Regions from separate parts of the Homo sapiens genome. Here all the other regions are linked to region 3. A link is a contact called in ENCODE Hi-C data. All regions are on one chromosome and are shown on one strand. Each heading gives the region's core, a stretch centred on a gene start or an enhancer-like site at or near the end of the contact. The rest is flanking DNA. Distances are from core to core; before and after follow the strand shown. Region 1 holds the start of DHRSX (dehydrogenase/reductase X-linked). Region 2 has its middle 15 kb from the start of LINC00102. Region 3 holds the start of PPP2R3B (protein phosphatase 2 regulatory subunit B''beta).

Evidence for each region. A loop is a pair of places that touch in the nucleus more often than their neighbours do. Pooled maps may share reads with other maps.
Region 1: a loop to region 3 is called in a map of ascending aorta, with 8 times the contacts of the local background. The contact joins the promoter of DHRSX here to the promoter of PPP2R3B in region 3. A Hi-C loop is called at or near these places in 2 of 168 maps with a recorded cell type or tissue (ascending aorta and naive thymus-derived CD4-positive, alpha-beta T cell), 1 of 37 single-sample maps with no recorded cell type and 9 of 50 pooled maps.
Region 2: a pooled map shows a loop between it and region 3 (35-fold over the local background). The contact joins the enhancer-like site here to the promoter of PPP2R3B in region 3. A Hi-C loop is called at or near these places in 2 of 37 single-sample maps with no recorded cell type and 7 of 50 pooled maps.

Annotation. Positions count from the first base shown.
Region 1 is chrX:2,499,541-2,502,561 of GRCh38, reverse strand. It overlaps DHRSX (dehydrogenase/reductase X-linked), which reads left to right and starts at 1,586. Exons shown (of 7, transcript NM_145177.3): 1 at 1,586-1,745. The coding sequence starts at 1,637. ZBED1 (zinc finger BED-type containing 1) reads left to right here and starts at 1,586. Exons shown (of 2, transcript NM_001171136.2): 1 at 1,586-1,745.
Region 2 is chrX:2,628,862-2,631,754 of GRCh38, reverse strand. It overlaps the pseudogene CD99P1. Among named protein-coding and RNA genes, the nearest start is that of LINC00102, 15 kb to the right of the region's middle. Within about 2 kb of position 1,599, at least 11 of the 41 ENCODE cell types and tissues checked have a DNase peak (open chromatin) inside an H3K27ac peak, as active enhancers do.
Region 3 is chrX:385,618-388,628 of GRCh38, reverse strand. It overlaps PPP2R3B (protein phosphatase 2 regulatory subunit B''beta), which reads left to right and starts at 1,722. Exons shown (of 13, transcript NM_013239.5): 1 at 1,722-2,261. The coding sequence starts at 1,938.

The DNA.
Region 1 (3,021 bases), core at 337-2,836, 2.1 Mb before region 3:
TAACTCTGTGGTTGTCTGGGGTTCCCAACCAAGGTCTGAGTAGGGGTCTGCTGTCCCAGTAGGGATCAGGGTGGGGAGGGGGCTCGTGGTCCCTGAAGTAGTCTGGAGTTCTCTGCAGGGGCCGGGAAGGGGGTCTGTGATCCCTGCAGGGTTGTTGGGGGCAGGGAAGTGGAGGGGTAGGTTTGGTGGGTGGTGTCTGTGGCCTGGCAGGAATTGGGGTGGGGTCTGTGGTCTCAGTAGGAACTGGGGTGTGGGGTCCGTGCTTGGGGCAGGTTCTGTGGTGTCAGCAGGAACTGGGGTGTGGGGTCCGTGCTTGGGGCAGGTTCTGTGGTGTCAGTACGAATTAGGGTGTGGGGTCCATGGTCCTTACAGCTGTTCAGAGTCCTCTGTGGGAGTCCTGGTCCATAATCCTGGCATGGCTCTGGGTGGTTGTCTGGGGTTCCCTATGGGGTCCAAGTCCTTGTGGTCCCTGCTGAGGTCTGCGTGGGGTTACATGATTCTGGCTAAGATGGGGAGGGTGGTTCCCGTGGTGGTCCTGGTCCCCTGCAGGGTCTGGGTAGGGGATCTGTGATCCCATGGTGGGGGTCCTGGCTGGGGCTTGAATGGGGTTCCATGGTCTTGGCTGGAGTGTGGGGTCTTGGAGAGGCAGTCCAGCTGGGGTCTGTAGTCCTGGGGGGCGTCCTGGCAGGGGTCTGTGGTCTTGTGGGGTGCTGGCTGGGGCCTGTGGTCCGGGGGGTGGTTGTGATGGAGGTGGAGGTCCTAGAAGGGGGCCCCAGTAGGGGTCTGTGATCCTGGAGAGGGGTCCTGGTGGTGGGGGTCCCAGTGGAGGTCTGTGGTCCTGGGGGGCCCTGGGAGGATCTGTGGTACTGGGGAGTCCTGGTGGAGGTCTGTAGTCCTGGTGGGGTTCTTGGTGGGGTGTCTGGGCGTGCCCCAGTGGGGGGGCCTGTGGTCTTGGGGGTCCCAGCAGGGGTCTGGGGTCCTGGGGGGTGTTCTTGGGAGGAGTCTATGGATCTGACTTGGGTGCTGGCTGGGGTCTGTAGTCCTGGGGGCGTCCTGGCTGGGGCTGTTGGTCTTGTGGTGGTGGGGATCCCTGCTGGGGTCTGCAGTCCTGCCGGGAGGGGGAAGGGTCCCTGCTGGGGTCTGTGGTCCTGGAGGAGGTGTGGAGGGTCCCTGCTGGGGTCTGTGGTCCTGGGGGGGATTCCTGGCTGGGGTCTGTGGTCCTGGCTGGGGGTGTGTGTGGGGGGTCCCTGCTGGGGTCTGTGGTCCTGAAGGGGGGGTCCTGACTGGGGTCAGTGGTCCTGGGGGCGTCCTGGCTGGGGTCTGTGGTCCTGGGGGGGGGGGTCCTGGCTGAAGTCTATGGTCCTTGCAGGGGGGGGTTCCTGGCTGGAGTCTGTGGTCCTGGGGGGGGTGTCCTGGCTGGGGTCGGTTGTCCGCTCGGGGTCCCCAGTCCTGCAGGCGGTGCGGGATCCCAGAGGGCCCGGGCGGGGTCTGGGGTTGGGGGTTCCCCGCAGGCCGGGGCGGTTCGGGGCGGGCAGGGGGCGGTCCGGGGCGCGCGCGTTTCCGCCGTCCGTCCGGGCGGGCGGGCGCAGAGTCCCGCGGGCGGCGCGGAAGCGGCGGCGGCGCGGCCGGGGCAGCCATGTCGCCATTGTCTGCGGCGCGGGCGGCCCTGCGGGTCTACGCGGTAGGCGCCGCGGTGATCCTGGCGCAGCTGCTGCGGCGCTGCCGCGGGGGCTTCCTGGAGCCAGGTCAGCGGGGCGGGGCAGGGGTCAGGGCTCCGGGGACCCGGGTGGGCGCGGGCTGGCTCGGGGGCGGGGGCGCGGGGGCTCCGCGTGACCTTGGCGAGGCGGTGGCGCTCCCGGAAGTGGGGCTGGGCGGGGGTCGAGGTGTGGCCGGGGGTGGGGGGGGGGCGGCGTGCGCGCTGGGACCTCCCCGCCCCGCGCTTTCCGTCCCCGCCGGCTCTTCTGCGCGCCTGGCCCGGCCCGACCCGGCCCGACCCTTCCCTCCCCGCGCGTGTGGCCTCCCCGCCTGTCCCGGGTCGGGCTCCAACCAAGCAGCCCCCGTGCAGCCGCCCCCCCGCGCACCCTGACACCTCCGGGCCATGGCCGGGGACCCGGGGGCTCGCACGCCCCGCGCCCAAGACATCAGGCGGCTCTGCCTGCCGCCTGCGGTCGGCCAGTGACCGCGCGCCCCCGCCAGGCCCCGGAGGGGAGGAGCGGGCGTCCCAGGGACCTCGACCCCTACCCACCCCAGGGTAAGTGAGGATGGGCCCTTCTCCGGAGGACGTCTCCAGAGGGGGCCCAGAGGCGGCTTCTCGGGCACTGGGGAGCCACGGAGGTCTGGTGGGGAGGGCAGGCCCGTTAAGTGGCAACTTTGTTTCCTTGGCCTTTGTAAACATCTCTGAGTCACAGATCTCCAACTTTGCAGGACTCGTTCACTGTCTGAACTCATCAGTGATGACCGCCACTGTGTTTTGTGTATGCAGATAACTTCTGTTCCTAGATTTGCAGGTTCAGAATTTATTATTATTATTATTTTTTGTAATAGGAAGTAGAGATGAAGTCTTGCTCTGTTGCCGAGGCTACTCTCGAACTCCTGGGCTCAAGCAGTCCTCCTGCCTCAGCCTCCCAAAGTGCTGGCATTACAGGCACCAGCTACTGCATCCGACTAATGTTTTAAAGTTTTGTAGACGGGGTCTTGCTATGTTGCTCAGGCTGGTCTCGAACTCCTGGGCTCAAGCGATCTTCCTTCCTTTGCCTCCCAAACTGTTGGGATTACAGGTGTGAGCCACCACACCTGTCTAATGTTTTAATTTTTTTGTGTAGCAATAGGGTCTTGCTACGTTGCCCAGGCTGGTCTGAAACTCATGGGCCGAAGCAATCCTCCTACCTGGGTCCCCCAAAGTGCTGGGTTTACAGGCGTGAGCCACCACGCCTGGCTAATGTTTTAAATTTTTTGTAGAGATGGCATCTCACCATGTTGCCCAGGCTGGTCTTGAACCCCTGGCCTGCAGCAATCCTCCAG
Region 2 (2,893 bases), core at 350-2,849, 2.2 Mb before region 3:
GGCAATATCCCTATGAACCAGGAAGTGCTACAATTATCTGGATGAACCAGGAAGTGTGGCAATGTCCCTATGAACCAGGAAGTGCTACTATTATCCACACGGACCGGGAAGTGTGGCAATGTCACTATGAACCAGAAAGTGTCAAAATTTCCCTATGAACCAGGAAGTGCTACAATTATCCATATGAACCAGAAAGTGTTACAATGTCCCTGCAAACTAGGAAGTTCTACAATTATCTGAATGAACCAGGAAGTGTTGTAATGTACCTGTGAACCAGGAAGTGCTACTATTATCCATATGAACCAGGAAGTGCTACAATTATCGATATGAACCAGAAAGCGTGGCAATATCCCTATGAACCAGGAAGTGCTACAATTATCTGGATGAACCAGGAAGTGTGGCAATGTCCCTATGAACCAGGAAGTGCTACTATTATCCACATGGACCGGGAAGTGTGGCAATGTCACTATGAACCAGAAAGTGTCACAATTTCCCTATGAACCAGGAAGTGCTACAATTCTCCACATGAACCAGAAAGTGTTACAATGTCCCTGCAAATTAGGAAGTTCTACAATTATCTGAATGAACCAGGAAGTGTTGTAATGTCCCTGTGAACCAGGAAGTGCTATTTTCCATATGAACCAGGAAGTGCTACAATTATCCATATGACCCAGAAAGTGTGGCAATATCCCTATGAACCAGGAAGTGCTACAATTATCTGGATGAACCAGGAAGTGTGGCAATGTCCCTATGAACCAGGAAGTGCTATTATCCACACGGACCAGGAAGTGTGGCAATGTCACTATGAACCAGAAAGTGTCACAATTTCCCTATGAACCAGGAAGTGCTACAATTATCCATATGAACCAGAAAGTGTTACAATGTCCCTGCAAACTAGGAAGTTCTACAATTATCTGAATGAACCAGGAAGTGTTGTAATGTACCTGTGAACCAGGAAGTGCTACTATTATCCTTATGAACCAGGAAGTGTGGCACTATCCCTATGAACCAGGAAGTGCTACAATTATCTGGATGAACCAGGAAGTGTGGCAATGTCCCTATGAACCAGGAAGTGCTACTATTATCCACATGGACCAGGAAGTGTGGCAATGTCACTATGAACCAGGAAGTGTGGCAATATCACTATGAACCAGAAAGTGTCACAATTTACCGATGAACCAGGAAGTGCTACAATTATCTGGATGAACCAGGAAGTGTGGCAATGTCCCTACGAACCAGGAAGTGCTATTATCCACACGGACCGGGAAGTGTGGCAATGTCACTATAAACCAGAAAGTGTCACAATTTCCCTATGAACCAGGAAGTGCTACAATTATCCATATGAACCAGAAAGTGTTACAATGTCCCTGCAAACTAGGAAGTTTTACAATTATCTGAATGAACCAGGAAGTGTTGTAATGTACCTGTGAACCAGGAAGTGCTACTATTATCCATATGAACCAGGAAGTGCTACAATTATCCATATGAACCAGAAAGTGTGGCAATATCCCTATGAACCAGGAAGTGCTACAATTATCTGGATGAACCAGGAAGTGTGGTAAGGTCCCTACGAACCAGGAAGTGCTACTATTATCCACATGGACCAGGAAGTGTGGCAATGTCACTATGAACCAGAAAGTGTCACAATTTCCCTATGAACCAGGAAGTGCTACAATTATCCAGATGAACCAGGAAGTGTGGCAATGTCCCTATGAACCAGGAAGTGCTACAATTATCCCTATGAACCAGACGGTTCCAAATGTCTTTATGAACCAGGAAGTTCTACAATTATCCATATGAACCAGAAAGTGTGGCAGTGTCACTATGAACCAGGAAGTGTCACAATGATCCTAAAAACTAAGAAGTGCTACAATTATCCATATGAACCAGGAAGTATTGCAATGTCCCTGCAAACCAGGAAGTGCTACAATTATCCGTATGAACCAGGAAGTGCTACAATTATCCGTATGTATGAACCCGGAAATGTTACTATGTCCCTATGAACCAGGAAGTGCTATTATCCATATGAACCAGAAAGTGTTACAATGTCCCTGCAAACCAGGAAGTTATACAATTATCAGAATGAACCAGGAAGTGTTGCAATGTCTCTGTGAAACAGGAAGTGTTGCAATGTCCATGTGAACCAGGAATTGCTACTATTATCTATATGAACCAGGAAGTACTAGAGTTATTCGTATGAACCAGAAAGTATTACAATGTCCCTATGAAACAGGAAGTGCTACAATTATCCCTATGAACCAGGAAGTGTTGCAATGTCCCTGGGAATCAGGAAGTGCTAACAATTATGTGTATGAACCAAAAAGCGTTGCAATGTCCCTGTGAACCAGGAAATGCTACAATTACCCATAAGAACCAGGAAGTGTCACAATGTCCCTGTGAACCAGGAAGTGCTACTATTATCCATTTGAACCAGGAAATGTAACAATGTGAGCCAGAAAGTTTTACAATGTCCCTATGAATCAGAAAGCATTACAATCTCCAGATAAACCAGGAAGTGTTATAATGTCCCTCTAAACTAGAAAGTGCTGCAACCTTCCAATGACCCAGGAAGTTCATTTATCATGTCTAGGAAGCAGGAAGTGCTACAACCTCCCCAGTGACCCAGGAAGTTCTCTTACCATCCCCAGGAAACAGGAAGTGCTACAAACTTCGCTAGTGACCCAGGAAGTTTATTTAACATCTCCAGGAAGTTCATTGACCATCTCTAGGAAGCAGGAAGTGCTACAACCTCCCCAGTGACCCAGGATGTTCACTGACCATCTCTAGGAAAGCAGGAAGTGCTACAACCTCCTCAGTGACCCAGGACGTTTATTTACCATCTCCAGGAAGCAGGAAGTACTACAACCTTCCCAGTGACTCAGGAAGTTCATTG
Region 3 (3,011 bases), core at 473-2,972:
GGGAGGATCGCTTGAGCCAGGAGATCAAGGCTGCACTCAGCTAAGATCGCAGCCTGGGTGACGGAGCAAAACCCTGTCTCATACGAACAAAAAGAGTTATTTAGGCCGGGCGTGGTAGCTCACGCCTGTAATCCCAGCACTTTGGGAGGCCGAGGCGGGTGGATCACTTGAGGTCAGGAGTTCGAGACCATCCTGGCTAATACGGTGAAACCCTGTCTCTACCAAAAATACAAAAATTAGCCAGGCGTGGTGGCGGGCGCCTGTAATCCCAGCTACTCGGGAGGCTGAGGCAGGAGGATCCCTTGAACCCGGGAGGCGGAGGTTACAGTGAGCTGAGATCTTGCCATCGCACTCCAGCCTGGGCGACAGAGCGAGACTCCAACTCAAAAAAAAAATAAAACTAAAAAAAGAGTTATTTTTTTTTTTTTTGAGACAAAGTCTGGCTCTGTCGCCCAGGCTGGAGTGCAATGGTGTGATCTCAGCTCACTGCAACCTCCACCTCCTGGGTTCAAGCAATTCTCCCGCCACAGCCTCCCGAGTAGCTGGGACTACAGGCACACGCTACTATGCCCGGCTAATTTTTCTATTTTTAGTAGAGATGGTGGGGGCGGTTTCACTATGCTGGCCAGGCTGGTCTCGAACTCCTGACTTCGTGATCTGCCCGCTTCAGCCTCCCAAAGTGCCGGGATTACAGACTTGAGCCACCGCGCCCGGCCAAGGGTTACTTATTGAGTCTGGCTCGATTTATGCAGCTCAGAAGTAGGAGAACCTGGCTCATAAAAGACCTTGAAATTACTCTCTAACAGGGTGCAACACCAGGTGAAACCCTATTTTGATAAAAAATGAATAAAAAGCGGGGCAAGATGTAAAGGAAACAGGTGCATGTGTGCCAGACAGATGATAATGCAGTGTTTTTATGGATACTGTTAAAAGCAGAAACAAAAACGACCATTGGGTAAAGTTATTTAACTAATGTCACCTCCCTGGACGTGGATGATTTTTGCAATTTTCAACGCACTTCACGCTCATCCCTGAACACCAACGTTTAAAGGGGTCCAACTCCTCCAACCTGTCTCTACTGTTTGATAAGCAAAGCTAAAGTAAACGGGGCCCTTTGGGTCCCAGGTAGCCCGCTGTTATTGAAAAGTTTGATCTTTTCCTCGCGCGCTCCCGTAGGACGCACGCTCGCTCCCGAGCTCGGCGGGCGCGCACCCCGCATGCTCGCTCGTTCCCGGTGCCTCCCACTGCGCAGGCGCACTCCCGTCCTCCAGCCCCACCCGCTCACACACCTCCCAGCCTCTGGCTTGCGCCCCGCGGGCAGCCATTGCGCACGCTCACCCGACCGGCCTCCCGAACTCCGCTCCTCCACCGCTATGCACGGCGCATGCTCCATGCGGAGGTTCCACCCTCTCCTCGCTCTGGCAGGCACGCATTGCGCATGCTCGCATTTCCGCAGCTCTAGGACTGCCACGCCGCCATGGGCCGCGCCTCTAAAAATCCTAAACGCAGAAAGAGCTCGGGCGGTACGGCCGCCACAGCCCCTCCCTCGTCCTCACCGCAGCCGCTCGGCCCCACCAAAGCCTCCTGCAAAAGCTCCGAGGGCCGCGGGGCGCGCGTGGCTAGCGGCGGCGTCGCCTCGTGATGACATCGTCGCGATGACGCGACGCAGTGACGTGAACGCGGGCGCCCTTGTTTGGGAGCGCGGCCGGCGCGCCCGTTTTGAAGCTGCCCTGAGCAGCGCGGGCCGGACCGCGCCCCCTCCTCGGTCCCCGCGCCCCGCGAGTCCGCGCAGTTCCCGAGGCGCGGGCCCTGTTCCCTGCGCCGCGCCCCCTCAGCGGGCCGTGCTCGCATCACCGAGGTCGGTCCGGGGCGGACCGAAGCCCCCGGGGCGGGGCGGGGCGCGGGCGTCCGGGGGCGCCGCGGGCCCAGCCCCCGCCATGCCGCCCGGCAAAGTGCTGCAGCCGGTCCTGAAGATGAAGGTGGACGAGCTGTTCCTGTACTGGCTCAGCGAGGCCAGCACGCAGCGGATGCTGCAGGACTGCCTGCGCCGGATCAAGGCGCCCGGGCGGGACCAGCCGACCCCGGGGGACGGGGAGCAGCCCGGGGCCTGGCCCACAGCCCCGCTCGCCGCCCCCCGGCCCAGCGGGCTCGAACCCCCGGGAACCCCCGGGCCGGGCCCTGCGCTGCCCCTGGGCGCCGCCTCCAGCCCCAGGAACGCGCCCCACGTTCGAGGCACCCGTAGATCCGCAGGGACGAGAGTAGTAAGTTACTCTTCCTTCTGCTAACAACTGCGCAGGTGGCTCTGGTCGCATAGTGGGCGTGTGGCTGCGCGATGGAGGCTGGTGGGCGAGCGTCAGACCCCAAAACGGTTTCATATTGAGTCTGTTCCCCGCCCCGACCCCCCCCACCACACACATACAGACAAGAAAGTCCCACGTACTGAACATTCCGTCATTGACAGTTGTTAACCTAAAAATCACACAATTTATAAAGGTAGAAAGGCTTCCTATTTTATTTTATTTTATTATTTTAATTTGTTTTAATTTTGAGACAGAGTTTTGCTCTGTTGCCCAGGCTGGAGTACGATGGCGCGATCTTGGCTCACTGCAACCTCTGCCTCCCAGGTTCAAGCGATTCTCCTGCCTCAGGCTCCCGAGGAGCTGGGACTTACAGGCACGTGCCACCACGCCTGGCTGATGTTGTATTTTTAGTAGAGACTGGGTTTCCCCCATGTGGGCCAGGCTGGTCTCGAACTCCTGACCTCAAGTGATCCTCCCGCCTTGGCCTCCCAAAGTGCTGGGATTTCAGACGTGAGTCACTGCGCCTGGTCCGTTTTTTATTTATTTTACAATTCTTTGGAGACAGGGTCTTGCTCTGTCTCCTAGGCTGGAGTGCAGTGGCGCAAACACAGTTGGACTTCCTGCCTCAGCCTCCCCAGTAGCTGGGATTACAGGCGTGCACCATCACGCCAGGCTAATTTTTGTTTATTTATTTATTTATTTATTTTTGCA